Regions from separate parts of the Homo sapiens genome. Here region 2 is linked to region 1. Evidence: read pairs that join two places in POLR2A ChIA-PET (ENCODE). Cell type or tissue: PC-9. All regions are shown on one strand. Each heading gives the region's core, and the rest is flanking DNA. Links, peaks and the distances in the headings are about the cores only. Region 1 overlaps SPTB (spectrin beta, erythrocytic). Region 2 overlaps SPTB (spectrin beta, erythrocytic).

Region 1 (2,916 bases), core at 194-2,693:
CTTTCAAATATTTCCAAGAACAAAAATGTTTTTACAGAGATGGGGTCTCACTGCGTTACCCAGGCTAATAAAACATTTTTGTTCTCGGAAATATTTGAAAGCATTTTAGAATTATTCTTAATTTTGATTATATGATCTTAATTTTGTATTTATAGTATTTTTCAAGTCTTAAAGCATTTTTGCAGGTTCTTAAAAAACTTGTAGGTGTGTGGTGCCCACTGGCACTTGAGGGGAGGGAGAGAGCCGCTGAGAGTGGCTGGAGTTTTCTAGCTCAGGTATCTAGGAGGTTGCTGTTGCTAATTTACTGAGATTAAAGTCTTAAAAGAAAGAGGCACCCTGGGAGTAGGGAGGAGGTACAAAGAAAGAATTCAGTGTTAACTGTGTTAAGTGGGAAGCAGCTGCAGCGTGTTCTGTGGAGCTGCTGTAGCAAGTTGAGCCCAGGAGGGGCTGGGCTGGGGGTGTCGATTTGACAGCTCTCAGCACAGAAAGGGGAAAGGATCACATGAGAGAAGAGAGGCCTTAACTTTGGGTAATGCCAACATTGAAGGGGTGGGTGTAGGAAGAGAATCTAGTAAATGTGATTGTGATATCACAGCACAATGAGGATGAAGAGCCAGGAGAATCCAAGGCCGTGGAAATTCAGCTTTGAGAAAAGGATGGTTAATCGTGTCTAACGTCGGAAAGGAGTACGTGAAGGCTGTTAGCCTTGGAAGAGGCTCAAGTGACCCTCAAGAAAGCAATTTTCGTGGAGGCATGAAACTCGATGATCAGGAACTACAGAGGAAAGCCGTGGCGAGGAGCAGAAGACAATGAATGCAGATTGCTTTTCTGAGAACTTGATGGTTTGAGAGAGAGGTCAAGGGAAGTTTTGTGCAGTGAATAACATGATTTTTAGGCCAAGAGGATGGAGATTCCTTGGAAAGAAAGTGGGGATGCTGAGGTAGCTAGGGATGGAGAAAGGGTTGGTAGATGCTGGAAATCTCTGGGAGGCTGGAAAGCATCAAGTGGGTGGGGGAGCCGGTCAGTGCAGCCACGTGTGTGCCCTGCTGTAGATGCACAGTATCATTTCGAGAACACTTGCCGAGCCCTGTCACATACAAAGAACCATGATAGGTGGCCCTGTGGCATTCCCCACTTATATGAGGCTTGAGTGTATGCTGTCAAGGGCAGGGACACTTTTATTTTCTCCTTTATTTCTTCTTCTAAAAAAAATGGGATACATGCACAGAACGTGCAGGTTTGTTACATAGGTATACATGTGCCATGGTGGTTTGCTGCACCTATTGACCTGTCCTCTAAGTTCCCTCCCCTCACCCCCAACCCCCGATAGGCCCTGGTGTGTGTTGTTCCCCTCTCTGTGTCCATGCGTTCTCAATGTTCAATTCCTACTTATGAGTGAGAACATGCGGTGTTTGGTTTTTTGCTCCTGTGTTAGTTTGCTGAGGATAATGGCTTCCAGCTTCATCCAAGTCCCTGCAAAAGACATGATCTCATTCCTTTTTATAGCAGCATAGTATTCCATGGTGTATATGTACCACATTTTCACAGGCATTTGGGTTGGTTCCATGTCTTTGGTATTGTAAATAGTGCTGCAATAAACATACATGTGCATGTGTCTTTATAGAGGAATGATTTATATTCCTATAGGTATATACCCAGTAATGAGATTGCTGGATCAAATGGTATTTCTGGTTCTAGATCCTTTAGGAATCGCCACACTGTCTTCCACAATGGTTGAACTAATTTACATTCCCACCAACATCGTAAAAGCATTCCTATTTCTTTAGGGCAGGGACTTTTTGTTCAGTGCTTATTATTTGTGGATAGAGCAGTGCCTGGCACTGAGGATGTGTTTGTTGACAGACTGATGAACTTATTGCACCTGTCCTACAATGTTCTGAGGCAGGCTCGATCCTTTTTTCTTTTTTAGTGTCCTACTGTGGGATATATGATATATGGATGAGAATATAAGTCACACACATGTAAGTTTTGAAGCATAGTTATAAAAAAAAAAACACAGACCTGGCTTCCACACATGTGCGCCTACCTGGGTGTTCCTTCCCTTTTCTCAGAGCCCTGCCCTCTCAGGTCCTGTTTCTCTTGGAAATGTGGACAACTGAGTTTTTACTGGGACTCCTCCTGTGCCTCTCAGTGCCCCATTCTGGGGCACCAGGATGTTCTGTAGAAGCAGGGAAAGAATATATGACGATCCTTTAGGGGAAACAAAAGGGCTCATTCAATGAGTGGGTGAAAGATGAGACTCCCGGTTGATGGTGATAAGAGGATCTTGTTTCCTGAAAGTTCTCTGGGTGTGAATATACTTTCTTTGCTTGGTTCATGTCACTGGGGGATTGCCTTCTTGCCCAGTGAATAGGAGGACTCTTTGCTAAGAAGTCCAGCTCCTGCCATCCCAAACTATTTTTGGGAAGGTCAGAAGCTCAAGGATCAGGCCATATTTGCTGCAATTCTCTTAGATTCTAGGGGGGAAAAGTATTTTATTCAGTTGGAAGCACCTGACTTCAAGTTTTAGGCAATTTTACCTTTTCTCATTGAGATGTGGTGGGAGATTTAACTTTTTATTCACAGTCTTTTCAGAAACACTTAATTTTTTTTTTTCTGATCACAAATGTAATACAAAGTTTTACTAATGTAAAATATTACAGAAATACAGACCATAGAAAATGAAAGTTCTTCATCATCCACCTTTCTTAGCCCTCAGATAATCATGGACCATAATTTGATGCATATTCCTCCATATTCTTTTATACATATACTAATTATATGCATATATATATATATATAGAGAGAGAGAGAGAGAGAGAGAGAGACAGAGAGAGAGAGACAGAGTCTCCCTGGGCTCAAGTGATCCACCCACCTCAGCCTCCCAAATAACTAGGACCACAGGTATGCACTACC
Region 2 (2,916 bases), core at 143-2,642, 54 kb after region 1:
AAGACCATCCTGACCAACATGGTGAAACCCCGTCTGTACTAAAAAATACAAAAAATATCCAGGCGTGGTGGCACACACCTGTAGTCCCAGCTACTCAGGAGGCTGAGGCAAGAGAATTGCTTGAACCCAGAAGGCGGAGGTTGCAGTGAGCCAAGATTGCGCCGCTGCACTCCAGCCTGGCAACAGAGCGAGACTCCGTTGAAAAGAAAAGAGGAACAGAGAGGAATGAGATGCCGGGGTTTGATGGCAGCAGAGGCTGTCAGCCAGTCCATGCTGGTGGACTCACCCCCTTCCTGCACTGGCAGGGTTAGGGCTCTGGAAATAAGGCCTGGCTCCTGGCAGGGCTGTGCTGAGGCCTCCTTCCCATGGTGGGTCCCAGTAGGATGGCCTGGGTCCCCTGGGGACAGCAGGCCCAGTGTACAGCCACCTCTCTTCCTGTCCACACTACCAGGGTTCCCAGCCTAGCTGGCTCCAGGCCACCGCCTCTCCTGCCCTTGGAAGGCTTGGGATGAGCATCTGGGCTGTGCGGGAGTGAATGTGCTGAGCATGCCAATGCCAGGCGGCTGGAGCCAGCCAGCTCATGGAAATGCCTCTCACCTTGGGGCCTTTTCTCCCCTTCCAATCATCATTAGCCTCTCGAAATCTTTCTGTGTCTCAACATTGCAAAGCGTTTTGGGGCTCTGGGGATTCTGGGTGATTTCACTCCAGCCTTCAAATAAAAGGCAGCTAGGAGGCCACCTGCCTGTGCTCAAAACCTGTGGCTCCCACGTTTGAGGGTCCAGGGGGCATCATTCATGTGGTAAAAACTGGGGAGATCTAAGGGTGCTTTCTGATATTTCTGCACCAATAAATGCACCAGCCCAGTGGCCTAGAATTAATCCATGTTCCCAGCTAGAATCACTCCCTTACCCTTTGCCAAGCACAGATAAATAGTTCTCAGCACCCACGTAATGAAATGTTTGCATTCTTAAAGACAGGAAAAGGAGGAAGAAATACTTTCACTTTGGGGGACACCTACCTCTAAAGGGGCTAAAACTTTCACCCCCCTTAGTCAGAGGCTCCACACCTGACCTGAAGGGTTAGCTACTTAAAGAATAGATCTGGTTTCTAGGGAAAAAACTGTGGGACTGTGGCTGGCTCTGTTGAATCTAAAAATGCCCCAAAATAAGTGCAATTGCTTTCCGTCCAGTATGGCATCAAACTCCCTTTAGTTACATTTCGCTGAAGCAGCATTTGAAATCAGGAAAGTGGTTTAATTTGCTGTTGACAAAAGGGTAAGGGGAGTTTTCTCGCTGAAACTTTGCACAGAGGCCCAGAATAAATGAATGCCGTTTAAATTTTACATGTATTTAGGATTCACAGTCAGTAGTAGTACTTTTCCTCTTCTTGGAAGTCTTATTTAGATGGCTGCTGTAGAATTCTTCATTCTTCATGTATGACTCAAGCCCTCGTCATATTTATAATAGAGTCTGTCTGCCTCAAGGATAGGGACCATCAGTCTTGTCCTTGAGTTCCCCACCACCACCCAGGGCCTGGCACCTGACGGTTGTACGGTAAATATTTGCTCAATGAGTGCACAGAAGAATCAAGGGTCTGAGTTCCTAATACCAAAATAGCCATGAAGCCGGAAGGCATCTGATGCAGCAAGCCTCAGGAACTGCCAGGATTCTACCCTTGAGGCAGAACTGGCTAAGCTCCTCTTTTTGTTATTGTTGAATCAAGATATTTAATAATTTAAAAAGCCAGCCCTTTCACGGTTGAGGCTCAGTCGAGCACACAGCCTGCTCCGACCGGGCAGACCCCGCTCCTGGCTAGGCCACTCCAGGTATGTCCTGGCTGTGATCTCCCCCTCCACTGCCATGTACCCTCCCCAGGGATCCTCCACAACCCTCAGGCCCAGCCTCACTGCCAAGTCACCTCCTTCCCTGAATCTTCAAACCTAAGTGCCCAGAAGCTAATTGCCACCAAACTGTTCATAAATCCAGAGAGGGCTCACTCCTCTCTTCTCACCTTCAATTCTATCTTATTTGTTTTTCTTCTTTTCTGCTACTTTTCTTTTTTTCTCCTTCTCCCCTCCTCTATCCTTTTCTCTCTCTTTTTTTTGTGCCATCCCAGTCTTCTGTCCTCTCTCCAGCATCTTGTCTGAGCTTCCCCAGGTAATGCTGGTGCCTAACTTGGACAGACCACCAGCATTATTTGTACAGAGGCAGTAAGAAGTACCCCACCTGAACTGGTACAGCATGGGCCAGGGGCTTGGACTGGGCTGATGCTGATTTAGGATAGGGGTGTCATGTCACCTTCCCAGGGCTGAGAAAGATAGCGTAAAGCCGCAGACAGCCCTCAGCCCAAACCTTCATTATCCTTACCCCCACATGAGTCATACATTCTACATATCCTGTTCCCTTGCTCATCATTTTCCTCCCCCTATCAGGAACTCCTTGAGGGCAGGAAATTTGTTTTACCTCTGTGTGTCCTCAGGCCTAGCACAGCGCTGCCACATAATAGGAACAGAATCAATGTTTGTACAGACAGCCACAATACAGCTATGGAGTACTGATGGTGCACCAGGCTCCAGGCCCTGGAGACAGAGAAGTGACCAAGACAGATTTCCCTGGGCTCAGGGAGCATCTAGGAGAGAGAAGGAAACGTAAATGCAGGGAGCAGGGCACATGAAGGGAGACCCAACCCAAGCGCCATTTATACTGGCTCTTAAAGGATGAATTAGTGTTAAGTGAAGGAGGTGGGGTAGAGTGGAGGGGTTGAGAGACAGCATTCTAGGCAGAGCGAATATTTGATGGGTTGATGGGTAAGCCTGGCACTGAAATCTGAATTCAATGGCACAACAGTACAGAGTAGTCTGACTGATACAGGGAAACAGATGCTGAATTAGAGGTGTCCTGATACTGTGCATAGAAT

What was found. Peaks named below come from ENCODE experiments on the same cell type or tissue, not always from the same donor. Only the 100,000 strongest peaks of a DNase experiment are listed, where the experiment ranks them.
Region 2: POLR2A ChIA-PET joins it to region 1 with 6 read pairs; 2 of 35 experiments call an interaction of 5 or more read pairs at or near these places.

Annotation. Positions count from the first base shown.
Region 1 is chr14:64,859,607-64,862,522 of GRCh38, reverse strand. The region is part of intron 1 of SPTB (spectrin beta, erythrocytic); the gene reads left to right. Among named protein-coding and RNA genes, the nearest start is that of SPTB, 19 kb to the left of the region's middle. In PC-9, for the core only: no CTCF peak of the experiment used is centred there; no DNase peak of the experiment used is centred there.
Region 2 is chr14:64,805,318-64,808,233 of GRCh38, reverse strand. All of the region lies in intron 2 of SPTB (spectrin beta, erythrocytic), which reads left to right. Among named protein-coding and RNA genes, the nearest start is that of MIR7855, 21 kb to the right of the region's middle. In PC-9, for the core only: no CTCF peak of the experiment used is centred there; DNase peaks (open chromatin) are centred at 1,543 and 2,403; H3K4me3 peaks cover 1,254 bases; H3K27ac peaks cover 1,929 bases.